Linked DNA regions of Homo sapiens: region 1 is linked to region 2. The links are chromatin loops, found by intact Hi-C in ENCODE. Cell type or tissue: chondrocyte. All regions are shown on one strand. Links, peaks and the distances in the headings refer to the core of each region. The heading gives the core; the rest is flanking DNA. Region 1 overlaps CSRP1 (cysteine and glycine rich protein 1). Region 2 overlaps NAV1 (neuron navigator 1).

What was found. Peaks named below come from ENCODE experiments on the same cell type or tissue, not always from the same donor. Only the 100,000 strongest peaks of a DNase experiment are listed, where the experiment ranks them.
Region 1: a loop joins it to region 2, with 9 times the contacts of the local background. A loop is called at or near these places in 5 of 110 quality-filtered maps.

Annotation. Positions count from the first base shown.
Region 1 is chr1:201,473,993-201,488,725 of GRCh38, reverse strand. CSRP1 (cysteine and glycine rich protein 1) reads left to right here. Exons shown (of 6, transcript NM_004078.3): 5 at 3,350-3,443; 6 at 3,937-5,196. The coding sequence ends at 4,013. Among named protein-coding and RNA genes, the nearest start is that of PHLDA3, 12 kb to the right of the region's middle. RefSeq lists an enhancer at 5,409-5,738 and a silencer at 8,119-8,208. In chondrocyte, for the core only: CTCF peaks have their summits at 6,483 (motif pointing left) and 8,387; a DNase peak (open chromatin) is centred at 6,594.
Region 2 is chr1:201,785,607-201,800,339 of GRCh38, reverse strand. It overlaps NAV1 (neuron navigator 1), which reads right to left. Exons shown (of 34, transcript NM_001389617.1): 13 at 13,763-13,911; 14 at 11,702-11,872; 15 at 10,548-10,600; 16 at 9,763-9,786; 17 at 9,574-9,651; 18 at 6,465-6,548; 19 at 5,763-5,874. All of the region lies in intron 2 of IPO9-AS1 (IPO9 antisense RNA 1), which reads left to right. Among named protein-coding and RNA genes, the nearest start is that of MIR1231, 16 kb to the left of the region's middle. RefSeq lists an enhancer at 11,776-12,276. In chondrocyte, for the core only: CTCF peaks have their summits at 4,860, 5,079, 6,900 and 7,122 (motif pointing right); a DNase peak (open chromatin) is centred at 11,879.

The DNA of each region.
Region 1 (14,733 bases), core at 2,558-10,557, 310 kb after region 2:
TTGTCCCTGTGGGTTGCATGTACCTGTGCTTTCCAGTCTCCAAGGAGCTCATATCAGCCATGAGCAGTAACATCCCCAGCATTGATGGACAATGGGCAATTCATAGGGAGTGGCAATGATCAATCTGTATCTCTAATATAGGAGAACAGAAAGTAAGGGTACGTGGATGGGCTGCAGAGGGTCCACAAAGCCCTGAAGATTATATACAAAGTTTCATGGGAACCTGTCTGTTTCTTAGAAGAAGATCCATAGCTTTTATTAAATTTTCAAAGGATTTGTGATCCCAAAAATATACATTCTGTTTCATGGGATGTGGACTCCCAAAAACCCATCCAAATACCCCCAGGGCAGAGATTTTCAAGGTTCAGACCTACCAGAGCCTCCTAGGAGGCTTTTTTCACACTGTTTAGAATTGCCGCACATGCCCTTCCCCCATGATATTCTGACAGTAGCCCCCAATCACCAATGCACAGTGAGAATCACTGTAGCAAATCAACAGTTCCCAATTGAGCTGATCACTTCCTTCAGATAGGCTGCAGTAGAGAAGAGGCAGAACTCTTGCCCCTGGGGTTTGCAGTGTCAGATTAGCAGTCAGAAAATCACAGAAGAGATGTCTTTCAGCTGTGGGGCCAGAGAGGAATTCTGGAGCATCACGTGAGGCCTGAGATAGAAAAGTGACTTGGCCAAGATCACACAACAAGGTTATGGAATGTCTGGGCCTGGAGCCCATCTTCATCTCTTCTGGATTCAGGTTTTGGCTTTCAAGGCTTTTTGACCTTGAGGAATGGGATAGGGGAATTGATCAAGAAATGTTAAACAATTAACACTTAGGCCAGTGTTAGAATCTCTACTCTCACAGTCATGGTTGGACAGAGATGGGGATTAGTATCCCTGTTGTACAGATGAAGAAACTGGGAGTCAGGAGGATTACATAATTTGCCCAGATCCGCTAGCTAGGAAGGGGCTAAGCCAGACTCAAGCCCAGGTTTGTCTGACTCCGAAGCCCTTGCTCTTACTGCTGTTACTACTGTTAATGCTACTTTGGGCCATTTAGCCTCTTCAAACCCATTTCCAAGGCTGCAAAATGGGAGGGGATCCTAGCACGGTGATTAAGAGCTTGGACTCTAGACAGCCTGCTTTGAATCCTAGTTTTGCCATTTATTGGCTGAGCGAACTTGGGAAAATTTAGCCTTCCTAAGCCTCAGTTCTTCAGCTCTAAAGTGGGCCTGGATGGTGGAGGAAATGCAAAGTGGACCAAGTAATGGCCCCTGACAAATAAGGCAGTTTTTTTTTGTTTGTTTGTTTTTGTTTTTGTTTTCTTTTGGCAGAATTTCACACTTGTCACCTAGGCTGGAGTACAGTGGCGCGATCTTAGCACTCTGCCTTCCGGGTTCAAGTGATTCTCCTGCCTCAGCCTCCCAAGTGGATGGGACTACAGGCACGCGCCACCACACCCAGCTAATTTTTGTATTTTTAGTGAAGATGGGGTTTGACCATGTTGGCCAGGCTGGTCTTGAACCAGCCTGGACCTCACGATCCACCCACCTCGGCCTCCAAAAGTGCTGGGATTACAGGTGTGAGCTACCACACCCAACAACAAGGCAGTTTTAATGATTAAATGAGATAGTACATGTATAATGTGCAATGTAGTGCCTGGTATGTCCTCAGTACAGTTTTGCTATTGTTATTATTATTGTTGTTTATTTTCAGGGATTATTTTGAGGTCACAATGAAGATCCTTGCCATTGACTAAAGGATATGAAAACAGGAGACATTAATATTATTATTAAGTTGGGTTTTTTGTTCTATCTCATTATGAGAATAGAAAATTATTAAGAATAGCTAAGAATCACTATTTCCATTACTTAGGCAGGCTATAAGGTAAAGTTAGGGCTGTACTAAGGAGTAGGATAAGAGAATTTTGCATTCAAGTGGAAAAGGTAGGGAGAAGCCCCACCTTTCTATTGCCTCGCTCAAGAAATGTTGAGCTGGGAGTACTTTTGGGTGCTTATGAATGAGCAAAGGGATTCAGCTTATTTTGGCAGGGAGGTGGCTAGGAAATATGAGGAGAGGTGTTGGTCTAGGTGTGATTCAGTTTTTCTCCAGCCTAGAGAGCTTGGGGTAGCAGCCCCTGCTTTACAGAGGAGGCAGCAAAGGCTGGGTGACTATTGAGGTTGCACCAGCACTGACCTAGACCCAGGTCCCCCCATTTCAGCTCTCTGGAGGAGAAGCCAATGTGCAAGGTTAGGCAACCAGGAAATCTGAGGGGATGAATTTCCTTTCTCATCCACCAGCCTGGGCACTGGGAGTGTCTTTGCCCTTAAAAGGCCTTGTTTTGTCTTATCTGACTGCTGCCTGCCTCTTGCTTTTCCTGGGTTAAGCAGAGCTGTCTACACATCAGCCTCTTAGCCTGCCCAGCTGTTGATGGGAACTGGCTGCGGAGAAGTCTGTCTGTGCAACGTCCCATCACTGTGTACAAACTCGGGCCTCACTTTTTTTCTGGGACAGCTGTTTGCCCTGTGTTACAGAATGCATGTGAGGACTAGATATTTAAACATATGATGCCTGGCCACAGAGAAGGTATTTGTAATTGGATTCTCCTGGACCAGCCCAGCCTCTGAAGTTCTAGAATTAGGTGCCTCCTTTGCCCAAAGGCTATCAGCTATTGGAGGGGAGGGTGGCAGTATGTCCCTCACTGGGTAGCTGTGAACACTAACTGACTTCACCAGTGTAAAGTGCCTGGCACAGGGCCTGGCACAGAGGAAGCCAGAGTCAATGTTGTCTAGTATCACTTTGGAAGGAGAATAAGTCTATGAAATGCATTAAACTCAGCAGGGAAAGTCCTAAGGAGTAGTTTCTCCAGGGGCCACAGAAGACCCTTTGGGTCTCTATGAGAGGCCCCAAGGCAACACAGGGCAGAGAGGTCTTTCTGGTGAGGGCTGTTCAAGTACTAAGTGACAGTACCAGGAGGAGTGCAAAGCCCTGGCTCACACCACTGATCTACTGGCAAGATGGGTCTGGAGAAGGCTCATCTGGCCCAGCCAGTGGGGTAACAGCTACTTTGGTGTTAAACCCACCCCCTCACCTGCCTTTTGTGGTATAGCTGGTGACCCTAATCATCAGGCCATTGCAACATAGCATGGAAGATGGTGCGAGGTGGCGTGTGGTCCCTGGCCTTCTCCCTCTACTGCCTTGCACCATAGGCCATGTCCTCCCAGCAGCACCAGCTGAGTAGACTTCAGAAGTGGCTTGAGCCCTTATACCATGGTTATGTCAAAGGGAGTGGGCCTGGGGTGGAGGGTACCCTCATCACTGGTGGCAGCCATTAACTATTTCCTTCCCTGCCTAGTCCTGGCATAAGGCCTGCTTTCGATGTGCCAAGTGTGGCAAAGGCCTTGAGTCAACCACCCTGGCAGACAAGGATGGCGAGATTTACTGCAAAGGTGGGTGTTTTCACTTCTAATTGAGGGTCAGGAGGCCCAAGGGGGTAGGGGGGCTAAGTAGTTTTGCCTTTGCTGAATGTAAACTAATTCCTGGCCTTGGGATCCAAGATCTGAACATCTAGTATGATTCCTTCATTGTACAGATGAGGAAACAAGACCAGAGGGGGAAAGCAACTTGGCCAGCATCATCTGGCAAATTGAGGCAGGCATAGGGCTAGACCCTGGCTTCCTAACTCCCAGTCCAATGTTCTTACAGCAGATGATGCTTCTATAATTTTGGTGGCAGGGGCAATGGGTACAGGGTACAACCAAGAGCCTCTTCGCTATTTTACTATTGAGATTGGGGTGCTGTGGAGGTGAGGGGGTACCAGTGGACCTTCCTTCCCTAGCAGTCTGGCTGGGCACTAGGAGTGGGGGATCTTCAGCAGGAGGGTGGGTGGTGTGGCTGGGGGTGGAGGAAGAACATGCCCTTATCTCTCTCCTCTCTCTGCAGGATGTTATGCTAAAAACTTCGGGCCCAAGGGCTTTGGTTTTGGGCAAGGAGCTGGGGCCTTGGTCCACTCTGAGTGAGGCCACCATCACCCACCACACCCTGCCCACTCCTGCGCTTTTCATCGCCATTCCATTCCCAGCAGCTTTGGAGACCTCCAGGATTATTTCTCTGTCAGCCCTGCCACATATCACTAATGACTTGAACTTGGGCATCTGGCTCCCTTTGGTTTGGGGGTCTGCCTGAGGTCCCACCCCACTAAAGGGCTCCCCAGGCCTGGGATCTGACACCATCACCAGTAGGAGACCTCAGTGTTTTGGGTCTAGGTGAGAGCAGGCCCCTCTCCCCACACCTCGCCCCACAGAGCTCTGTTCTTAGCCTCCTGTGCTGCGTGTCCATCATCAGCTGACCAAGACACCTGAGGACACATCTTGGCACCCAGAGGAGCAGCAGCAACAGGCTGGAGGGAGAGGGAAGCAAGACCAAGATGAGGAGGGGGGAAGGCTGGGTTTTTTGGATCTCAGAGATTCTCCTCTGTGGGAAAGAGGTTGAGCTTCCTGGTGTCCCTCAGAGTAAGCCTGAGGAGTCCCAGCTTAGGGAGTCACTATTGGAGGCAGAGAGGCATGCAGGCAGGGTCCTAGGAGCCCCTGCTTCTCCAGGCCTCTTGCCTTTGAGTCTTTGTGGAATGGATAGCCTCCCACTAGGACTGGGAGGAGAATAACCCAGGTCTTAAGGACCCCAAAGTCAGGATGTTGTTTGATCTTCTCAAACATCTAGTTCCCTGCTTGATGGGAGGATCCTAATGAAATACCTGAAACATATATTGGCATTTATCAATGGCTCAAATCTTCATTTATCTCTGGCCTTAACCCTGGCTCCTGAGGCTGCGGCCAGCAGAGCCCAGGCCAGGGCTCTGTTCTTGCCACACCTGCTTGATCCTCAGATGTGGAGGGAGGTAGGCACTGCCTCAGTCTTCATCCAAACACCTTTCCCTTTGCCCTGAGACCTCAGAATCTTCCCTTTAACCCAAGACCCTGCCTCTTCCACTCCACCCTTCTCCAGGGACCCTTAGATCACATCACTCCACCCCTGCCAGGCCCCAGGTTAGGAATAGTGGTGGGAGGAAGGGGAAAGGGCTGGGCCTCACCGCTCCCAGCAACTGAAAGGACAACACTATCTGGAGCCACCCACTGAAAGGGCTGCAGGCATGGGCTGTACCCAAGCTGATTTCTCATCTGGTCAATAAAGCTGTTTAGACCAGAACTCTGGTGTCCAATCCTGTGTCTGTGGAGCTGGGAGGGAACTCAATGGGAGCAATCAAATTAGCAGGGGCTTTGGGAGGCCGAGGCAGGCGGATCACCTGAGGTCAGGAGTTTGAGACCAGCCTGGCTAACATGGTGAAATTCTGACTCAACTAAAAATACAAAAAATGAGCCAGGCATGGTGGTGGGTGCCTGTAATCCCAGCTACTTGGGAGGCTGAGGCAGGAGAATCGCTTGAACCCGGGAGGCAGAGGTTGCAGTGAGCTGAGATCACACCATTGTACTCCAGCCTAGGCAACAAATGTGAAACTCTGTCTCAAAAAAAAAGCAGGCAGCCTGGTGGAAATGAATCAAAGTGGATTCGTTCCTGCTTTTTCTAAGGACCAATTACTTCTCAGTATCAATGCCAACTGAACCACACTGTCTGAAGTGACCCGACCAGCCAAACACCACTGGCTTGTCCTGTCTGGTCTCCACCCCCAAATCTGGGCCTGGGAATTGCATGGACTTTGGACTTGGAGGGGCTCAGCTAGGCCCCAAAACTGTGCTCAGAACTTCTCCCAGCTCGGAAAGCCCCAGCCTAAGAGGGAAACTCAACCAGAGGAACTTTCACGTCAAATCTAGAAAGCTCACTTCTACCTAGGAGGGGTGTGGTGGAGGGGCCTGGCTCAGCCTGCTGTGCTGTTAGGGCCCCCACAGCAAGTCCGTGGAAGGCCACATTTTTTTTTGGAAATAGGTTCATGTGAGGGGTTGCGGCATCCTTCATCTTAGGCATACCTGCCTGATGCGTTGGGGCTGTGCTGCTTTGCTTCAGCCCTTCTCGAAAATGTGCCCACACTAAGTTTTCAAAACAAAAGCAGATGCTTTAATAACAACAAGGCCTCGTGTACCTATTTCCCAGATGACCAGCTCCAACAGTGGCCTTGACAGAGGCCCCTCCTGGACTCTGAGAAAGGCACCTATGCATGCATAACACCCATCAATGGTGCAGAGCAATAGAAAAGTACAAGATGACCGGGAGAAGAGCTGGAGGAGTTCAGGGAATGCCAGCCCAGGGTGGGCTCTGGCTGGGAGTTCTGCAATCGGGGTCAAGGGCTCCATCTTGGTAACCCCTCTGGCTCCAGCACAGGGGGTGGCCCACGAAAGGTGCTCCGGACAAGTTTCCGCAGCCAGGAGGACGGCTGGTTCCACACACCCAGGTGGACCCTTCTGTCTGGGAGGGGCCTACAGGAGTGGCCCGGATGGGAGCCTTTGGGGCCCAAAGCTGGAGAGAGGCTGCCCTCTGCTGGCTGATCGGGAGGGCCTGTCGGCGACCGTCCTGTGCCTTGCACCACTAGCTGTCTTGCTCCCGGGCCACTGTTTTTCAGTGCAGCCCCACGGTGGGCAAGGGGCCCTGACGCACCTCCTGGGAATAAGACCTGGGTAAAGGCAGTAGGCTGTAAGCCAGCTGCGGCCAGGCCAGGAAGCACTCACTGGACGGTGAAGGGCCAGCCAGAGGGGCGCATCAAGGAAGGAGGAACACCAGGCAGGGGAGGCACTTGGGGAAGGAGGGTCGGCTGACGGGGAGGGGGCCCAGCATCTGCAAGCGCGGCGCTTGCGCCGTCCCGGGAGACACCAGGTGGTGCTGTGGGGTCAGGGCAAAAGGCAGGCGCTGCGTTTCCGCGCACCCCACGCCCTCCTCCTCTCTCTGTGGACCCTGAGGACTCAGCTCCTGCGCAAGACAGCGCACGCGTCTAATCCCCGACGCTCACTTCTCCTTGGAGGGCTGTCGCGCTTCGGGGCCCTGTGGAATACCAAACCCTCACCAAAGAGTGAGCAAGGACTCTTTTTTTTGAGACAGAGTTTTCCTCTTGTTGCCCACGCTGGAGTGCAATGGTGCGATCTCGGCTCAACGCAACCTCCGCCTCCCGGGTTCAAGCGATTCTCCTGGCTCAGCCTCTGAGTGGCTGGGATTACAGGCATAAGCCACCCCGCCCGGCTAATTTTTGTATTTTTTTGGTAGAGACGGGGTTTCTCCATGTTGGTCAAGCTAGTTGGCCTAGAACTCCCGACCTCAGGTGATCTGCCCACCTCGGCCTCCCAAAGTGCTGGGATTACAGGCATGAGCCACCGCACCCGGCCAGGGTGAGCTAGGTCTTTATGTCCACTTAGGTATTTCTTTTCTCGTTTCTGTCATCTCCGAGCAAGGCGTCCAGGGCGACCTCGGGAGAATGTGTTTGGTGGGAGCTATGCCCAGCTGCAGGAGCGGTAGAGCCCTGGGCTTTTTAGGATGTGATGGAAAATAGCTGCCGCTCCCGATGGGCGGCAGGCCCAGCCTCCTCGGGCTGCCCTTCTCCAAGAGCCTTAGCAAATTGTCCGGGTCACCTGAGAGGCTGGGGAGGGACAGGAAGACCACGAGGCCGACTGGAGGGTGAGGATAGAGATCTTGGGTAGCGGGGGTTGGGGGGCGTTAGAGCTGCTATTAAGTGTGGGAGTGATCCCTGAATCAAGGGCCACAGAAATTATTCGAGAGGGGCTCCCAATCGCTTCTCGACCTTTTGGCTAAGATCAAGTGAGGGGGGCACCCAGCGAGGAACGATCCCCCGACTTAGATCAGTGGAGGTGAGTGTGGCGGAGTGAGGAACACAGGGATTAACAACTGGAAGGTCCGGCCCTCCCCGCGCCTCGCCTCCGTGCCACGCCCAGCCCCGGCCCCGCCTCCAAGCCCAACCTTTATTCTGAGAATCATTGGGGAAGCCTTTAAAAATGGATTCCCAGCCCCACCCCTAGAGATTCTGATTCGGTTGGCCTGGGTGGGGCCTGGGAATCTGTATTCGACAAGCTGCTCTGGTGATTCTCTGACGCTTGCCCGGGCTCAGCCGGGCTTGAGAACCTGCGGACCAGCCCAGCCTCCTAGTAGGTGCCGGCCTCCACCCGGCCGCTCAACCTCAACCACTTAGCTGCCAACAGCTCCGCGCCCCGCCCCGCCCCGCCCCGCCCCGCCCCGCCCCGCAGCTGGGGCTGCCTCTGAACGGTTCTAATGATTAGAGAGGACTTCCTGGAACTTCCTATTTCTGTCCCCTAGAGTCATCCAGAACAGGTCTAATCCCTCTCCTGCATGACAGCGCTTCAGAGATTTGAAGACAGCTGTCGGCTGCCTGAGTCCGCCCCTCCCCACCAGAGATCCCCTGGCCTTTCAGCGCTTCCTGATGGAGGCACCAGGGAGCCCAGTGAGTCCAGTGGAGGAGGAAAAACACAGCCAGGGGTTGGGGGCCGTCCAGTGGCCAGAGAAACAGACTGGGGACTTGCAATAGGTCAAAGGGAAAAAACAGAGGCAGCTCCCCCTGAGAAACGCCTGTCCCCTGCCTTTCTAGGGTGCAACTTCCTCCAACCTAGTCTTCTTTTGGACATTTTGGAAACATTATTATTCATCCAACTTGTGTGCTTACTATATGCTATAGACTGTTTGAAGACCTTTAATGTATTAACTCACTTAATTGTCACATTACTCATCCATCTCGTGTGCTTAATATATGCTATAGACTGTTTGAAGACCTTAAATGCATTAACTCATTTAATTCTCACAATAGCCCTATGAAGTAGGTGCTGTCATTTTACCCACTTATAACTGATCAAACTGAAGCCAAGAACCAAAGAACAATTCAGCAACCCTCTCAAGGTCAAATTGAGCAGGATATAAATGCAGGCAGCTGGGTCCAGGTCCCATCGCTGCAGTGCTATACCTAACATCCTTGCCTTAAGAGGAGACAATTATGTACTGGGAGTATGAGGCCTGGTGCTGGAATGGTGAGTTAGGACCATAGCAATAGCTAACAGTTATTGAGCACATACTATGTGCCTGGCACTGGTCTAGATGTTTTCTTATTTGATCCTCATATAAGCACTAGGAGGTAATTATATTATCCCTTTATTATATAAGAGGAAACCGAGATTCAGTGAATTTTAGAGACTTACTCAAGTCCCTGGCAAGTGGTGGAGCCAGGATTGGAACCAGCTCTGTGACTTTGGGCCTGCCTCCTCCCCTCTGGGTGTCGGCTCCTCATTTGCGAAGTGAAGACGTTGGCCTAAATTAGTTCTGAGGAAATGCTTCTCAAGCTTTAATGTGCATATGAATCTCCTGGGGATCTTGTTAAAATGCAGATTCTAGTTTTGGGTGGGGCCTGAAATTGGACATCTCTCACAAGCTCCCAGGGGTAGGTGGTGCTGATGTTGCTGATCCTGGGACCACACTTGAACAGCCAAGCTTCAGGGGATCCACCCAACTCTGATGTCCTGAGTTTATGGGCCTAGAAAGACTCACCCTAAAGGCCATGAAAATTCAGGAAGCAGATTATCGTGAATAAAGCCTTTAGTGGGCATTTTCCATGCCTGGACAAGCCCTTAGTTCCTTTTCAGAAGCACCTGCTCCTGAACCTTCTACATTTCCACTCTGTTGACCTCAACCTGACTCTTCAAGAGAGTTCAAGGTCTTGGTCCCAGGCCAAGGGGGATTGTTGCTCCCTGCTGGAGGAGTGAAGAGGTATCTCTGTGGCTCTGCCTTCTGGGTACCCAGCAGTCCCATGGCAATCACACTGTCTAGTCCTTTAAGAGATGTTCACAGATATTCCTGGACACACAGTAATATCTACGTTTACATTTAAGGGTTACATTTGGCCTCTTCCCTTGAATTTTGATGTGGTGATGTGGCTTGCTGTGGCCTCTAATTGAGACCAGAAGTGTCACTTCTGAGCAGACTTCTTTTTTTTTATTTTTTATTTTTTATTTTTTGAGATGGAGTTTCACTCTTGTCGCCCAGGCTGGAGTGCAGTGGCGTGATCTCAGCTCACTGCAACCTCTGCCTCCCAGATTCAAGCAATTCTCCTGGCTCAGCCTCCTGAAGTAGCTGGGATTACAGGTGCCTGCCACTACACCCAGTTAATTTTTTTGTATTTTTAGTTGAGACGGAGTTTCATTATGTTGGCCAGGCTGGTCTTGAACTCCTGACCTCAGGTGATCCACTTGCCTCAGCCTCCCAAAGTGCTGGGATTACAGGCGTGAGCCACCGTGCCTGGCCATCTGAGCAGACTTCTTTAATAGGCACGATGTAAGTTTTCATGTCCCTTTTCCCTGTTGTGGAGAGTGTGGAAGTAGGTGTGATGGAACCTCCAGCAACCTGGATATGTGTATATCTCAAGGAGCAGATATACCTCCCCTGCCAGCTCAAGTAGGACATATGGTATGAGTGGGAAGACCTTTGCTATGTTAAGCTATTGGGTTTGGGAGGAGTTTCTTAGCACAGCATAACCTAGCCCATCCTAACTAGTACACATACCAATATCACCTTAGATAGGCCGAGTCAAGTATGGAGACCATATTTCTACAAAGTCAGGATCGTAGCCTGTCAAAGATCTAATGCTTAACTCTGGGGTCTTCTTCAGTAGGAAGGAATATCTTCTTGCAAAAGTAGGGTGGGATTCCTAAAGATGTGAACTCTTCCTCCCCTTCTTTTGCTAGTCCCTGTTAAGTAGAGAACTCTGATTCACCCATTTGCCATTGTGTCCCTAAAGTCTAGCCCAGGGCCTGAATTAAGAATTAAGAATACTTAATTCTTAATTCACACACAATGGGATTTACTCTGAAGTTCCTTTCTATGAATCTTCCTGTAGATCACATCCAAGAATATGCCATGAGCCTTCCTCCCCTCCCTAAGCCCCTCCACACACCCCTCTGCCTTGAGCAATTTGTTAATTTCTCCTTGACCTAAGCCTCAGGCTGGACAACTCACAGCCTCCTTCTCTGCCTGATCTTGACAATGGCACTGCATAGGAGCTTCCCTGTTATCAAAGTCATACTCACGAATAATAATCTTTATAACTCTCATGATGAAACATTTGAAAATCAGAGGCAAGTGGTAAAAAACTCATCCATGATCTCCTCACCTCGAAGGAACTGCTGTTGACACTGTGACCTTTCCTTTCCTATTTTCCTCTGTGCATTCCCCCTCCCCCCATACTTTTAGGGAGAGCCTATGAATGTCTCCTATTTAGGAGGAGAGGGAAAAGCCACCCACAAATGCAGAAAATGGCACAGCTGGAAGGGGACTTACGAATCCTTCAACCAACTCCCTTACATTACCATTGAGAATGCTGCTTTATACTAGTCTGGGTGCAGATGTGTGAAAAGTAAAAACAAATATCTGGCAAGACCCAAACCAAGCTAAGTGATTGTTGTCTCTGGGGTTGGGGGACTAGAAGGGTGGTGAAAAGATACTGTCATGTTTTGAATCTTTTGCAACAAAAATGTATTCAAGTGTTACTTGCATTTAAAGCACATTATTACTAGAAGAAAAGAGAAAGCAACTTTTATGTCAAGGGTTTCATGGCTATTATTGGCATATTGGTTGAGGCCACTAGTTTCCTGGGTATCAGTCAGTCTCCTCCTAGTGTCATTGCCCCTTGGTCAAGTGTCCTCAAGGAAGAGATTCATTCCAGGGCAGCCCATTTTTTCCTACAACATGGGCACCCAGATGCCAAGATGGCATGGGAAAAAGGAAAATTCTGCAGGCCCCAACCTGAACCATTAGCCCACAAGTCCAATCTCTGTAAGACCCACGCTGGGATCAAATGCCTTCAAGCCCAGACTCAGCCCCATCAGAGGGGGCAGTAGGTGCTCTCAAGACGAAAGGGATTCTTGGTGAATCAGGAAAGTTATTGGGCTGGAAAGTGATTAAAGGGCTGAGCGTGGGAGGGGATTTCCACTGAGAGAGCCAGGCCCAGGAGCAAGCCTGGGCGGGTCGGCTGCAGAGTTGCTGCCCACTTGAAGTCTGTCGCAATGGTGCCCATAAAACCCAAGTCATCAGAGACTTGAAACCTTGGTAGGGTTTTTCCTTCTGTTTCCCTTTAGAAAAACAGAGATCCGAGGAAACCCCAAAGTCCTGGAACAAAGGGCTGTACATCAAAGCGGTGCGAGCAGGTCAGGAGAAGTCTGAGGGAGAGGTCAGCTGGAGTGGGTCTCCCAGCCCCCAGCTCCCAGGGAGAGGAGAGCAGTGAGGGACCTGTGGATTGGAGGGTGGGTGCAGAAGCCTGAAGGGAGAAGCAGGGTGGGGAGGAGCAGGGCTGTGAACAGACCCATTTTCATGCCCCATCTAGGTGAGGAGGCACTACCTGGCCTGAGGAATCCAGGGAACAGGTTGAGGAAGGAGTAGTGATGTTTTCTTTTCTTGCCTATACAGGGGTTACATAGCTCCCATAAACTAGCCAGGCTTTTTTTTTTTTTTCAAATATGCACTGAATCTGCAAGATAGAACTTGACAGCCTTCATTTTACAGATGAGGAAACTGAGGTCAGAGAGAGGAAGTGATTGTGTAAGGTGTCACCAAGCTTAGGCTAGGACATGGGTGTCCTGTCTCCTACCTGAGTGCTCCTTCCCCTACACCAGTGGTTCTCACACGTGGGCGTCAGAATCACCTGGAGGGCTTGTTCAAACACGGATTGCTGGGCTCCAAACCCGGGTCTGGGGTGGAGCCTAGAATTTGTATTTCTAACAAGTTCCCAGCTGATGCTGACTCTGCTGGCCTGAGACTACATTTTGAGAACCGCTGCTCTAGACCCTTGCTATCTAAAGTATGTTCTGTTGACTAGCAGCATCAGTGTTACTTGGAAGCTTCTAGAAGTGCAGAATCTCAGGTCCTACCCTAGACCTATTCCATCAGAATCTGCATTTGCAAGATCCCCAGGTGATCCATTTGCACACTGCAGTCTGAGAAGCGCTGGTCTATGCCACACACCTCTTTCTGGACTGGGGGTCAAATTGAGGCAGCCTAGATGAGCCTTCCAACTCCAGTTGCCAGGGGATAATGGAATAGGTGCCCAGGGTCCTGTGGGGGAACCAGCCCCTTTTTTGTGTTCCCCAAGGTTGGGGAGTTCTCTCCAGAACTACAGAGACAGGAGGGGCTGCATGCTCAGCTCTGGGTTTGCTCGGTTCTAGTGTACACACCCGACATCAGGAGGCTCTATGTGCCCACCTTGGGGAATCCTGGGAATGCCTGGAGGCCAATAACTGCCATTCAAGCCTCTAAATCAACCCCTGCTCTGAAGCCAGCCCTTGCGTTTGAAATTCTATTTCAAGAACTTATGTAATACCTATGTGTTTATTTTATTTTAAAAATATGCCTAATACATGAGTATGACATCCAAACCATATTGAAGCATGCTCATAAAATGACAGGCATTCTCACACTGCCCATCCCCATCCTGGACATTCCATAAGTAACATATCACTGTGAATTGAATCCTGTTAGATATAACCTGTACAACAGAGGTGGACTTTGTTCATTGTGGCCATGCTATATACCTTATTAACTCACTGTACTGTAATGTTTCCCCATGAAACAACGTATTTCAGGCATCTCAACCTACTAAGACCTGTAGATCTGTGTATTTTCAACTGCTGCACCGCATGAACATTTATGTACTGTGCAGTTAACTAGATTTTTAGAGAAGCAATGCATGCACAGGATTTAAAAAAATCAAACAATACAGATTGGTGAACAATGAAAAAATAAGTCTCTATCTTTCTTCTTCATTGTTACCTAGAGAAACTGTTAACAATTTATTTTAAATTTTTATTTACTTTTCTAAACAGGGTCTTGCTCTGTTGCCCAGGCTGGAGTGCACTGGTGTGATCATAGCTCACTGTAGCCTCAAACTCCTGGGCTCAAGCCATCCTCCCACCTCAGACTCCTGAGTAGCTGGGACTACAGGCATGTACCCCACTATGGCTATATTTAAAAAATGATTTTGGAGAAACAAGATCTTACTATGTTGCCTAGGCTGGTCTCAGACTCCTGGGCTCAAGCGATCCTCATGCCTTAGCCTCCTAAGGTGCTGAGATTACAGGCAAACCATTTATTTTTGGTATTTAATTAAAATACTTAATTTTTGTAATAGTTTTGGATGTATAGTAAATTTGAGCAGATAGAACAGAGTTCCTGCATACCTACCCTTCCCCCATAGTTTCTCCTATTATTAACATCTTGCATTAATGTGCTACATTTTTTACAATGAATGAGCCAAGATTCATACATTTACTATTAACTGAAGTTCATGGTTTAAACTCACTCTTGTTGTATGGTTCTGCAGGCTTTGATAGATGCATAACGTCACGTATCCACCATTATAGTATCATACAAAATAGTCTTGCTGCCCTAAAAATCTCCTTTAACCATCTAGTGGTTTCCATTGTTTTAAATAATGCAGTTACATTCTTTTCATTAGTTCATTAACTCTAGATTGCATTGATTGTTTCCCCTCCTCTGCATTATCCTTTTCCACCTCCCAGTTTTTGTCAGGTACATTGTCATTTCATTTTCTCATTCGATAATTATTCATTCAGTTCCTACAGTGTATTAGGCAATGTTCTAGGTGCTGGAGCCACAGGGGTAAAAAAAACAGATAGGCTGGACGCGGTGGCTGACGCCTGTAATCCCAGCACTTTGGGAGGCCGAGGCAGGCGGATCACGAGGTCAGGAGATTGGAACCATCCTGGCTAACACAGTGAA
Region 2 (14,733 bases), core at 4,105-12,104:
AGTTTAATTGAAACTAGTTAATTAAAAATAAAATAAAGGGGCTGGGTGTGGTGGCCCATGCCTGTAATTCCAGCACTCTGGGAGGCCCAGGTGGGTGGATTGCTTGAGTCCAGGAGTTTGAGACTAGCCTGGGCAACATAGCCAAACCCCATCTCTACTAAAAATACAAAAAGTTAGCTGGGCATGGTGGTGCGCACCTCTAATCACAGATACTCCGGAGGCTTAGGTGGGAAAATCATATGAGTCCCAGGGATCGAGGCTGCAGTGAGCTGCGATAGCACCACTGTGCTCCAGCCTGGGCAACAGAGTGATACCCTCTCTCAAAAAATAAATAAATAAATAAATAAAAATAAAAAATAAAAAATAAAGGGTAGCAAAGTATATGCATCCGTCTATCAGTTATTTGAAGGTTTCAATTAGTTGAGATATATCAGTTACATTTAAAAAATACACTATATAGTACTTTTTTTTTTTTTTTTGAGATGAAGTTTCACTCTTGTTGCCCAGGCTGGAGTGTAATGGCGCGATCTCGCCTCACTGCAACCTCTGCCTCCCAGGTTCAAGCAATTCTCCTGTCTCAGCCTCCTGAGTAGCTGGGATTACAGGCATCTGCCACCATGAACAGCTTATTTTTGTATTTTTAGTAGAGACAGGGTTTCACCATGTTGACCAGGCTGGTCTTGAACTTCTGACCTCAGGTGATTCACCCGCCATGGCCTCCCAAAGTGCTGGGATTATAGGCGTGAGCCACCGCACCTGACCCTATGTAGTACTTTTAAGAGCAAATGATACGTTGCAGAATCAAGCAATCTTCAAAAAGTTAAGAAACCTCTTGTGCATTTTGAATTTTGTACCATGTATATTTATTATCTATTTATAAATAAAATGAAATAAAATAAAATAAAGATAGGCATTATTGCCTAAGCATTGATTCTTTGAATGTTCCTAGAAATCCTCCTTGCCAAGTTAAGCCTGGATCAACATGAACTGAGGATAACATGAAAACTCATAGCAAAAAGCACAATTCATTCATTCAGCAAATATATGTTTGAAGAGCACATTACACACAGAAAAACCCATATGCCCTCCACCTAATTCAACAATTGTTAATATTTTGTTTTATTTGCTTTCTCTCTCTCTCTCCACACACACACACACACACAGTTTCTTGAACAATTTGAAAATAAGTTACAGAGAACACATCTGTTGACACTGAAGACTTCAGAGTATTCTTTCTTTTCTTTTTTCTTTTTTTCTTTTTTTTGAAGATGGATGTACTTTCTAAGAATAAGAACATTCTCCCACAGTACTATTATCACACCTAAGAAAATGAACAGTGGCTGGACACGGTGGCTCATGTCTATAATCCCAACACTTTGGGAGGCTGAGGTGGGTGGATCACCTGAGGCCAGCAGTTCGAGACAGCCTGGCCAACATGGTGAGACCCCATCTCTACTAAAAATACAAAAATTAGCCAGGCATGGTGGCACACACCTGTAGTCCCAGCTACTTGGCAGGCTGAGGCAGGAGAATCACTTGAACCCAGGAGGCAGAAGTTACAGTGAGCCAAGATTGTACCACTGCACTCCAGTCTGGGCAAGAGAGTGAGAATTCATCTCAAAAAAAAAAAAAAAAAAAAAAAAAGAGAGAGAAAATGAACAGTAATTCTTTTCATGTAATATCTAGTCCATATTCAAATTGGAATGATTTCTTTTTTTTTTTTTTTTTTTTGAAACCAGGTCTCTCTCTCACCCAGGCTGGAGTCAGTGCAACCACTGTGGCTCACTGCAGCTTCTACCTCCTGGGCTCAAGCAGTCCTCCAGACTCAGCCTCTGGAGTAACTAGGACTACAGGCTAATTTTTTAAGAATGAGGTCTCACTATGTTGCCCAGGCTTGTCTTGAACTCCTGGCCTAAAGTGAACCTCCCGTCTTGGCCTTCTGAAGTGCTGGGATTATAGCGTGGGCCGCTGTGCCTGGCCTGGAGTAATTTCTGATCTTAACTGATATAATTGGATTACTCTGGGGGCAAGGAAAGCACTGGAAGAACGAGCACAGCAAGACCAGTAAGGAAATTATTGAAATATTCTAGGAGAAGAATGATAAAAACCTGAGCCAGGGTAGTGACAATACAGAAGAGGGATAGAATTGAGATCTACGTAGGAGTTAGAACTAACTGACTATACAGGGTGAAACAGTGAGGAATCAAAGATGATTCTCGTATTAGAGGCTTGGGCAACCAGGCAAATGATAATACCTGAGATACGCAAACTGCAGAAGGGAAAAGGTTGGCTTGTGTGTTTGTTGTAAGTGGGGTGAAGGGGATGACTTTAATTTTGGACATATTAAGTTAGAGATATCTCTATGAGGTCAACTAAGTGGAAACATCCAAACGTGGTTGGAAGTAAAGGTCTGGAACTCAGGAGACTGATATGGATAGAAATACAGATTAAGAAGAGATTGTAAAACCAATTGAGCTGATAAGTGAGCCCAGCAAGTCTGCAGGATATAAGATCAATGTGCAAAAAATCAATTGTATTTTTATACACTAGTAATCTATAACTCAAAAGAGAAATTAAGAAAACAATTCAGTTTAGAACAGTATAAAAACTAAGTTTAACAAAATAAGTACAAGGTTCATATGCTGAAAAACTGCAAAATATCACTGAAAGAAATGAAAGAATATTTAGATAAAGGCATGCCTGTTCATGGATTGGAAGACTTAACATTGTTAAGAGGCAATACTCTCTAAATTGATATACAGATTCAATGCAATCCCTAGCAAAATTCAATCTGAGATTAACAAACGAATCCTGAAATTCACATGGAAATGCAAAGGACACAGAGTAGCCAAAACAACCTTGAAAAAGAACAAAGTTGGAGGACTCACACTTCCCAATTTCCAAACTTACTACAAAGCTACAGTAATCAAAACAATGTGGTACTGGCCAAGGATAGACATATAGAAGAATGGAATAGAACTGAAAGTCTAGAAAGAAACTCATATAGAAGAATGGAATAGAACTGAAAGTCTAGAATGAAACTCATATATGTATAGTCAATTGATTTCCTAGAGTGCCAAGACAATTCAGTGGGGGAAAAAATAGTCTTTTCAGCAAATGATGCTGGAACAACTGGATATTCTCATGTAAAAGAATGAAGTTAGACTGCCTACCTCATACCATGTACAAAAATTTACTAAAAATGGAACAAAGACCTAAAACTAAAAAAAAATTTAGAAGGAATTCCAGGAGTAAGTCTTCATGACCCTGGATTAGGCAATAATTTCTTAGATACAGCACCTAAAGCACAAGTAGCCAAAGGAAAAAACTAGATAAATGATGCCTCATGAAAATGGAAAACTTTTGTTCTTCAAAGAATATTTTCAAGAAAGCAAAACAGCAACCCATACAATGAGAGAAACTATTTTTCAAATCATGTGTCTGATAAGGGTCTAATATTCAGAATTATTAAAAAACTCTTAAAGCTCAACAACAAAAGACAAATAACCTGATTTTAAAAGTGGGCCAAGGATTTGAATACACATTTCTCCATAAAGACATACAAATAGCAAATAAGCACATGAAAAGATGCTTGGTATTAGCCATTAAGAATATGAAAATCAAAACCACAACGAGATACCACCTCACACCCACTAAGCTAGCTATTACAAAAAAGAGGTCAGTAAGTGTTAGCAAGAATGTGGAGCTATAAGGGCTGGGTGTGTGGCTCACGCCTGTAATCCCAGCACTTTGGGACGCCGAGGTGGGCGGATCACTGCAGGTCAGGAGTTCGAGACTAGCCTGGCCAACATGGTGAAACCCTGTCTCTACTAAAAATGCAAACAAATAATTAGCTGGGTGTGGTGGCGGGCACCTGTAATCCCAGCTTCTCAGGAGGCTGAGGCAGGAGAATTACTTGAACCTGGGAGGCGGAGGTTGCAGTGAGCCAAGATTGCACCATTGCACTCCAGCCTGGCCAACAGAGTGAGACTCCATCTCAAAAAAACAAAAACAAAGAATGTGGAGATATCGGCACCCTCATATGCTGCTGACAGGAATGTAAAATGGTGTAGCTGCTCTGGAAAACAGCTTGCCAATTCCTCAAAAAGTCAAACATAGAGTTACCATATGACCCAGCAATTCCACTTCTAGGTATATACCCCAGAGAACAAAAAACATATGTCCACACACAAACTTGTACATGAATGTTTATGGCAGCATTATTCATAATAGGCAAAAAGTGAAAACAACTCAATGCCTACCTATCAACTGATGAACAGCTAAACAAACTGTGGTATATCCACACAATGGAATATTATTCAGCCACAAAAAGGAATGAAGTGTGGATACATGACACAACATGGATGAGTCTTAAAAACACTTTGCTAACATGGTGAAACCCCATCTCTACTAAAAATACAAAAATTAGCCAGGCATGGTGGCATGCGCCTGTAGTCCCAGCTACTTAGGAGGCTGAGGCAGGAGAATTGCTTGAACCTGGGAGGCGGAGGCTGTGGTAAGCTGAGATCACGCCACTGCACTCCAGCCTGGGCAACAGAGTGAGACTCCGACTCAAAAAAAAAAAAAAAAAGGAAAATAAGTACTAAAAATTGTAAGTTGGATTTTGGAAAAATGGGAGTCACTGGTGACTGCAGTGAAAGTGTTTTTGGTAGAATGATGGTGACAGAAGCATAATTATAGTGGGGTTAGGTGTGAAAGGGAGGTGGAAATGTAGGATCGACTGGAGGAAGCAAAGAAATAAGATTATAGTTAGAACATAGATTGATACATCTTTCCCCTTTAACATACAAGAGCCTTTGGCAGGTTTATAAGCAGGGAAGGAATGAATAGAGCATAAGAGATTAGAGAGGTAGAAAAGGGCATGTGTTGGGTAAAGGGGGGTTGTATGGTTGCTAAAGAGGGCATCCCAAAACATTAGATAAGCGGTCACTCTTGGCCAGAAGGGATGAATCCTTCCAACAAAATGGAGACAAATAAATAAGTATTGGATGAATATAAACGCATGGAGTGGGGAAAAGTCAATGGAGTTCTCTCTTGAAAATGTTCATTTTCTTAACTAAGGGGGGCGCCAAAGCTATGTTCAGAGTAAGGCAAATCAGTGGTGGAATGAGGAGCTTGAAAAAAGCAATGAAAGCTGGGAATCACTGGTAGTGGAATAAAAAAGAAAACTGACTGTGGACAAGTAAGAGGACTGCCAAGGTATCTTGAAGACCTGACTGGAGTTAGAGATCACAGATTTTGTGGCATCAGACTCCCATCCATCTTGACTTCTGTAGCAAAGCTTGACTGGTTACTAAACGTCCAGGCTAACTTGCCATTTCAGCACCATATAACCTATGTGAGCTTTGGTTGTTTCATTGGAAGAGTAGTTGGAGAACTAAAGTGAGGATCAAATAAGATTGTTTGTGTGTGTGTGGACACACAACACATTTGCATAAAAATGTAAAGGGCTATTTTAACGATGGTCTTTGATGGCTCTTTGGCCGTGAGGTAAAGGTTAAGGAGAGGACCCCTGGGGCTTACAGGTCTCCTCTACTTGCCTTCATGCCCTAGGAAGCTGGGGTCATGCCCCTGGTACTCCTCACTGACCAGTCCAGACATCACACTAAAGGGTATCTAAAGGCCCTCACCTTCTAGAGACTTGATATAGGACTTGGAATACTATGGGCCCAGATAAAAATCTGTAATACTCTTACTTTCCTGCTCCCTGTTCCCTCTCAATCTGTGGCTGGATGTCCTACCTTTGGGTGTGGTTTCTGAGGCATTAAGGGCTCCCTGAATGACTGCCTGGGCCTCAGAGTTCTTTTTCTTCAGAAAGTCTATGGTTTCTCGCAAATCCAGCAGCTCAGTGTCCTAAGAGAGAAATGAAAATAGCGTTGGCTGGGCACGGTGGCTCACACCTATAATCCCAGCACTTTGGGAGGCCGAGGTGGGCGGATCACCTGAGGTCAGGAGTTCAAGACCAGCCTGGCCACCTGGTCTCCATTAAAAATACAAAAATTAGCTGGGCGTGGTGGCGGGCACCTGTAATCCCAGCTACTTGGGAGGCTGAAGCAGGAGAATCGCTTGAACCTGGGAGGCAGAGTTTGCAGTTAGCCAAGATCGCGCCAGTGCACTCCAGCCTGGGTGACAAGAACGAAACTCCATCTCAAAAAAAGAAAACAGCGTCATTAGTTGGGATTAGCAGGAGCCCTGAGCCCTTATGATGTGTCAGGCAATGGGCGAGGCATTGGAATTCTGCAAAACTTGATAGAGAAGGGCAAGGAATTGGGATAAGGAATATGCTCACACTGTATTGGGGGGCAGATTGAGAATCCAGGGTGACAGTGAGGTGGGGAGAAACTGGCATTCATGAGCAAGAACAGATGGTCAGCTTCGGCCTCTCTGTCCAGGAGAACCCCCTCGCCGCACCCACCCCTCCCACCCTTTCCCAGGCCTCTCACCTTCTCCTCGGCCGTCTCTGCCAGGTGTCGCAGGCGGGATGTCATATTCACCAGGCTCTGCTCAAAAGCAGCCACCAGATTAGCCTGAAACAAACACAGAAAGAGATTGCTAAGTTGCATAAGGCTGGGGGAAAGGCAATAACTGACAATGGGAAATAGTTTTAACTGATTTCCTGTATCTCGGAGCTGACCAATGCCAGCAAACCTCTTGGTGGTTAAAAAAATATTGATTTTCCTGAGCAGACAAAGGGGAAATCAAAGAAATTTTCTGGTGGGAACCAGCTTCTTGAATAATGAAGCCAGGTTGAGGGTAGGGCAGGTTTCCAGAGGCTCCTGGAGACTTGAGATCTAAAACCTATCAACTACCAGAGGTAGGACTATCCCTCTGCTCTATGTGATATTTGGTGTGGCCAACTTGGTAGGCGGGCCATAGCCTCTGGGGTCGTTCCTATTATTTTGGTTTAACTCCTGCATTGTGGAGTGGGCCGGCCCCCAAGGGACCAAATAATCTCCTGGCAGAAACTATTTGGTGCGTTTCTTCCTCCTCTGCTACTCCACTGCTTCACCCTTTCTTGCTTTGCAGCTGCTCCTTGTTCCCGGATTCTCCAGGTTTGCAAGGCTGGAAGGAAACTGCAGAGGCATTCCACCGTTTGGCCACTAGGTGTCAGGTCTGTTTCATGAGGAGTGAAGGATACCAAAGGGCTCTCTGGATAAGAGGCAGGCTAGTTCGGAAAGGTGCTCAGTGGAGGAGCTAAGGCCACTTGGTTTGGCATAGTTTGACCTCTAGCTGGCCAACTGGCTGCAAGATGTATAGGCAAGGTAAAGGGAATGAGGCCGGGGGCTAGAAAGGGGAGCACTTGGGGATGGAGAAATAGCCATCGTGAGACTATCTGAGCAAGTTGGTGACCCTAGCAAGAAGTGGGCATACTCTGCGCAGCTCCTTCATGCAGAGCTCTAGGAAATCGACGGCACTCTCATGGCTCCTACTGGCTTACAATTCTCCCTCCCTGTTGGGTCAACTCTAGTTTTCATCCACTGCTCCGCATGTCTGGAGCCTACTTCATAGGACCAGGGCTGGAGGCAATCCCTTTAGTCCAGTTAGAGCCTCCTCTTGCACTTTTACTATAAATCTGTCAAGGCCTGGGCTCTGAGGAGATTATAATATGTCACAACCTGAGCAGTTTCCTTTCACCCACTGTGCAGGCAACATCTGTCTTCTTGACCTCAGGTCTTCTCTGGTTTGCTTCTCTACATCCTGCATGTCTGCTTGTAGACTCCTTGTAGTCCCTGGAAGACTACTCATGAGAGGCCCCAAGAACCCCTGTATGCTCTTCTGTGCTGCCTTTCCCCATCCAGGGGAACCCTTTTGCTCTGGCTGGGCTTTCTCCCCGCTCTCCCCTACACTTCCTCTCCCTACATTGACCCTTCCCTTAATCCCAACCCCAGACTAGGGTACCTGTAAGACCTCAGGGCTAAGCAGTGGTGCTGCAGAAAGGCTAGCATTTGAGAGGGGTAAAGTGGTCTGGGCCCCTACATCTAGGGTGTGCCCTCAGCTTTAGTGGCTAGGAAGTTCCATGGAACATGACAAAAGTTTGGTTTGGAGTCACGGAATCCTGAAGAGAGCTGTGGAACCTTCCTAGAGTCCCAGCATCCCATCTCCTGCTTGAGGGCAGGGTTCTGACCCTCGGCAAAAATCTGCCTTTAAGATGCAGAACCCACCGTGTCTGGGTGTTTAGTTTGTTCTCTCTTAGCCAAATGGAACTTCCTGTTCTAAGAAAAATCACCCTCTAAATTCAATTTCTTGGCTTCAGCCCAGCCTTGACAGCATGGTGGCTGACAGATTGCAGTGTAAATGAATCAGACATAATAATGTTCTCTGCCTCCCTGGCGCCTCTCCCCCCCAGCATCTCCCAGACATGAATTTCCTGGGGTGTGCAGGACGTGACCCAGGCCATTTGCTTTGGTGGGTGTGGCACAAGGGAGAGAAAAGATGGTTCTTGTTTATGTTACAATTCTTATGGGTCCCCCAAGAGTGGGAAAAAGTGCTTAACATGAGCTTCAAACAAACTGGTACAACTTATGAATTGAGGGTTTGGGAAAAGAGAATCGAGAGAATAACTAGTGTGGTGAGGGAACTGCTGCTGAAATGTGTTGGAAACATTCAGAATCTTGGTGGAGATTCTTCTACCTAATTCCGACGGATAGACCCCAGGCCTGACAGCTGGGTTCCCCAGAGAGGAAGGGCAGAGAGAAAACCAGAAACTACTGCGGAAATTGCAGACATGGTTACTTTTGTGCAAACACTTGGAAAGCTCCTGCAGATCCGGCTCAGCTGTTGTTTACAGCTTTGGGGGAAAATGGCTCTTATGTTCTCTGTTTGCAACTCAGTCACAGGGGAGAAAGTACCACAGCCTGGTTAGAGGAGGTGGCTTCATTTCTCCCCATGTCACAGGGTAGAAAAACTAAGGTCTAAAGAAATAGACTCGTTCTAAATGGAGGTACTGAGAGTAGAAACAAAGAATTCTAGCTCTCAACCTGAATTTCAGATTGTTTCTACCATCTGCCCAAGGAGACTGCTCAGAAAAGGCAGTTGGGAATGAAGGAGTCAGACCAGAATGGGAGTTAGGTTTCTCAGTAGTGTCGTGGTCACTAGACAGAATTCTAATGACCAATCATGTGCCTGCACAGTTACGTGGCATGAACAAAGACATGAACACCCCCCAGGGCAGTGGAAAGGCTCTAAGAGCCCTATAATTATAATCCATAACTGCTTTTGTCCATGGCCAATGGCAAGGTTGTTTCTGCCTCCATGCAGAACCACTGGTAATCAATCTTCTTCTCTTTCTCTAGGGAGCTCAGCCCATCAGACATGAACTCATCCATACCTATTAATTAGAGTAGAAGCAAAATGGTTCTTCATAAAAGTTGAGGCTCAGAGAAGGGGAAGAACAATCCCCTCGTCTTCTATCATAGAGCTGTGAAGAAGACGCATGCCCTTGACGTCTCAGTCCAGGGGATACCTTACCAGGTAGTTTTCCTCCCTTGGCTGAACTTGTCTAACGATAGTCAAAATAACTGCCTTGATCTTTCCGTACTTCATGGCACTCACATTGGCAGAAAGCTGAGACGTCAAGGTGGCCACTTTTTCCTGGGATGATTCCAGTTCCCTACGAAGCTTCCGGATTTGCTGTAAAAGGAAGAGAAATACAAACTACTGGCTGCAGAAGCTGTATAAGATTTGGAAGGAAAATGAGGTGCAGTGATGTTAACAAGCAGAGACAAAGGCTTTCCACCCTACCTCAGATTGCATCCTCTCCTCAGCCTGAAGAAGGGAGCACAGAAGGAGAGAAAGAGAGAGAAAGGAAGTAGTTACTATGGAGGTGAAGAAGTCAGGTCCCAGTGGCAGGGTAGGAAATGTGAAGAAGCATGACTCAGAGGTGCAGAGAGGCTGAAACTCTTGTTTCCTGGCCCTGGCTCCTCACAGGACTCGGCTCAGATCTATACTAGGGTTTCAATAAAAGATTTCTTTGGAGCTCATCTCCAGCAAACTTTGTCATTGCCAAAAAGGCTAGGAAATGAGACTTTGGTTGGTTTGAGAACTAACGGTTATTGCCAGCAACTTGGAGTAAAGAATTAGGAGCAAAACAAATCTACAAATCAAGAAATGCCTAATAGCCAAATGCTGTGGCTGGTGCCCCACAATAAACACTTGGTCACTTCTAGGGTTCTGGAGTCCGGGTCCTAGAAATCTATTCATCTCACCTTCATAAAAGCTTCCCATCTACCATGGCACAGAAAGGGCTTGCTAACATGGGGATTCTCCATTTTTCAAAGGAGGGGAACAAAAATCACCAGAGTTGCTCAGGAGCTGGTGGTGGGGCCAGAAAGACCACTGAGGACCTGAGGCACCCAAGTGAATGCTACAAGCTCTAGGTGCCTCCCCCATTCCCACCCCAATGGGTACAGTGAAGAGCCAGCAGTGCCCCCATCCCCCGCCCAGTTACCCAACTCCAAGGAGGTTCTAGGGAGCATGGGATGGTAGAGGGGAGGGGATGAGAGGGGAAGAGAAGTTAATGCTCTTACTGAGGAGTAGGTGGAGGAGGCACTGGAGGCCAGGGACAGCACTGAGCCGTGAACTGAAAGAGAAGGAGAACACAAAGAGTTAACAGTGGGTTCCAGGGACAAGGGGTTTTTGGAAGACTCCCTAAGGCAGGAGTTTGGATTGTGATTCTGGAGGGCATCTGGAGCAAACAGAAAGAACAGAGTAGGGAACCCAGCTGGTATCAAAACAGCCCAAAGCAAGGTCTTGAGTCAAGCTAGCCTCCTCTTTCAGCCTACATTCTCTGGCAGCCTGGGTATGGCAGTCCCTTGCTTAGCCCGCTCTGAGGGGCACGGGGTTTCAGAGAAGGGAAAGGAGACTTTCATGGATAGTCATCATCTTATCTTCCCAGTCAGGAAAGCACCTTAGCCGCAGGAGAGGGGAGTTTCTCATCAGAGTTGCTCAGAACAAATACTGAAATTCTGCCCGCGCCTCCTCCTCTCAGCACTGGGGGATGTGCTTAGGATCTTGGGGATCATTCAGATGAAAACAATATTTAAGTGAGGAATATGCATTCTGATTATTCAGTAGAACCTATGGTGAGAACTAAAGCATGTCTGTAGCAGATGCCTCCTGGAATGACCATCTTGAAAATAATAATGGGAGAGCTAACCTGCCATAAGCCTGGTCTTCTAGCTCTGATCAGTACTAACACCCAGATCACCACCAACAATCAGATGGCCCTCCCTGATGCTCATCTTTGGAACATTTTTGAAAGAGAAATGAGATGCCTAATTATTTGTAAGGATTTATTAAGAGCTACTATTATGTCCTGTTTTCTTTTCATATATTTGAGAGACTGTGGGGAGGAAAGACTATGGCTAGAATGAGGAGGAGAGAAGCTGTGGTTTTCAGAGCATCCTGAGGGATGCCATTTAACCCTTCCATGCTCAATTTCCCTCCCCCAGCCCCAGTGATGGATGCTCCATCCCAATGCCCCAGTGCTAGATGTGCCACCCAAGGTTTCTGGGTCCCCAGACCCTTCAAAGGGATGGGGAGAAAAAACTGAAATGGCCCAACTTGATGTTCTGTGAATCATATATGTGTGTGGTGGTAGGAGTGGTGGGAGTGGAGGTGGTGGGTGAGGGGACCCAGCAGAGCTGGAATGAGCGTGAACCGCGCTAGCATGAAGTCTCACCATCGTCCGTGGGGTCTCGGAAGGATCCTGACCGAATCATTCCCTTGGGTCTCTCGGCCAGGGACAGGGTGCTCCCCATTTGGGAGCCGCTGTACAGCTCGAAGGCCGCCTCGTGGGTGGGGATGCTGTTGGAGCGGGTGATTCTTGGCGTGGTGGCCGCAGTGGGACTCACTGGAAGGACAGAGGGAAGGGGGACAGGAGAGGGAGCAGGAGGGCAGGAAAAGAGGCAGGGTCATCAGCTCTCCGGGCCCTTGGGGGATGGAGCACCGGGAGCATGAGAGGCAAATGGGGAGAGGGCAGGAGAGGAAGGGGCAGGTGCGGTGGTGGGAGTGTGCAAGCAGCTGGTGGTTAGGAGCGGGGTCCCTCCTGGGGAGATCAAGCCCTAATGGAGAAGGACCCTGCTGTCTGGAATAAAGACCTTCCCTCAACCCTGCCTGCCTCAGAGTTGTTGCTTTTGAAGGTTAGGCTGGGGGCCTGGCAGCTTTTCTGAGACCTTCACATCACTCGGATGTGCTGATGAAAATGAGATGCTGTGGTTCTCTAAAACACAACTGCCAGCTCAGGAGGACTGAAAATTCAAACCAAGACCCAGATCTGAATGATGAAAAAGCACCAGCTAGAGAAGGGGGCTGGGCTACGGGATCCCGTTGCCCTGGCATTGTGGAAGGGCGTGAGAATCTCCCCACAAAGTAGTGTCACTCTGAGTGACTGGGTTGGCGCTAAAGCATCAAGAAACATGGCCCTCTTTGCCTAGCATTGCCCCGGCTTGAAGGTCAGATGGACAGAGCAGGTGAAAGTGTCAGGTAAGGCTTGTGGAATGTGCTTTGAAGCTGGGTTCAGCTGAATCCCGTTAACCTGCAGATGCCTTACCCCTTTGCCCATTGCTGGGATTACAGCCTTTCAGGGTTTCATACCCACAAGGAGCTCCCTTGTCTATTCTTCTGCCTCCATACAGGCAGGTGGATGTCTAATCTGTCCATAAAGACCTGTGCAGAAGAAGATGGCACACCTCTCTGTTGACCTTTTCAAATTCCTGAGGTAATTATTGCTTAGCCCAGCCCCTCATTCTGCAGCATAAATGCAATTCTTCTTATTTGGTCTTCAATGGAGATAGAGAACAAGCTGGCCCCATCCTCCATTTAGTAGCCCTTCAGAGGGCAGATGATCCTGTCTGAACAATGGTTCTTTTCCCTAGGCCAAGTGATCCCAATTCCTAGTCTTTCCTCAAATTCCCCACAGTCACTGCATGGGTGTGTTACAGGTCCTTGTCTTTTATTAACTGATTTCTTTTACTCAGCTGAAAGAAGAGATGGATTTAAAGAGATGCAGCAAGCAGATAACAGGCCTATCCCAGGCACTATTCCTGAATGGATTCCTAGTAGGCCAATCATGGCGTACTGCTTCACAGAACCGGAGCTGGTGTGCTTCTGTGCTAGGCCAGACCCTCCACCTGATGCTTCCTCTCCTCCCTGTCTCTAAGTCACTTCCTTATTTCCTAGCTCTCCTTTCTCCCTAGGCTTTAGGAAGGGGGTGGCCAGGACACATCTGAGTCAGCCCTGCCTTCAGCGTTAGGATGGCCTGGGCTCAGCCAGAGCAGTTGAGGAATCTGGACTTGGCTGAGTTTGGAGGCAGATCTCGTCCTTGGCAATCAACAACCTTTCCCTCCTTCCTCCCCGTCGGCCTGACATTTCAGTATTGCCCTCTCATTAGCTGGCCCTAGTAGTACTGGGTGTGGTGGCTCCTTTCCGGCAGTTCAATGTGCCTGCTCTTGCACTGGTCTGATCTCTGGGCTTTGGGTTACAGCTTTTCCATGCCACCATTCAGGCTCTCTGATGCTAAAAGGACCCTACAACTTGTGCCTAGGGGCAACTTTTCAGTTTAGGATCTCAAAGTACTCTACCTTCAATCTTACTTTGGGTGGATAAACTGAGGCACCATGAAACAACCCAATACAGCATGAGTCAAACATGAGATGAAACCCAAAGCCCACCTGCCTTGCCTCACCCTGCAGGGTGACCCCTGCTTCACCCCATGCCACAGTGAGTGACTGAAAACACTAACCTATGTTGGTAAGTTGGCCCTTTGCACTCAGAGACATGGGAAGTGCAGGGGGAGAAGGCAGCTCTGACTGGTCATCGGATTCAGGCAGCCCACCAATGGTATGGGAATGTCGCCTCTCCTTGGTCTCCTCCTGGGACTGAAGCTGGTACCTGTAGGAAGCAGCAGAAGAACTCAGTCTGGGACTAGCAAGTGCGGTCAGAGGTTTAGTTGGTGCGGAGGGTGTCTGAACTAGGCTGGAGCCAGGAGATTCTGAAAGCAGGACATGGAAAAGAGGGAGTGGTCAGGGCTGCCCAAGGAGGGAGTAAGAGGTGGCGACTCAGCCTCCTCTCCCAGACCATCCAGAGGGTGTGGAAGGACTAGCAGGTATTCCCGTAAGGGTTCCTGAGCTGGGGGCAGAAGTGATGGAGGAGGCATTAGAACTTCTCCTCAGAAGTTCAGGACAGAGACTTATGATTCCACATGTGGGCTTTCAAGTTGCAAGAGTCGGTCAGGCACAGTGGCTCATGCCTGTAATCCCAGCACTTTGGGAGGCTGAGGTGGGTGGATCACTTGAGGTCAGGAGTTTGAGACCAGCCTGGCCAACATGGTGAAACCCCATCTCTACTAAAAATACAAAATTTAGCCAGGCTTGGTGGTGCACACCTATAACCCCAGCTACTCGGGAGGCTGAGGCAGGAGAATCGCTTGAATCTGGGAGGTGGAGGTTGCAGTGAGCTGAGATTGTGCCACTGCACTCCAGCCTGGGTGACAGAGCGAGACTCCGTCTCAAAAAAAAAAAAAAAAAAAAAAGTTGCAATAGTTGCCACCCAACTGAACAACTCAGTGCTGTCAGAACAGTGGATGACCAGGTAGGTCCTGCCCCTAGCCCAGCTGAGTGACCAAAGAAGCAGACTGTTCTCCCTCATACTTTTAGGGAAGAAAATTACAGAGATGAAGCTCAGCCAGGATTGGGATGGCATAGGCTAGTACAG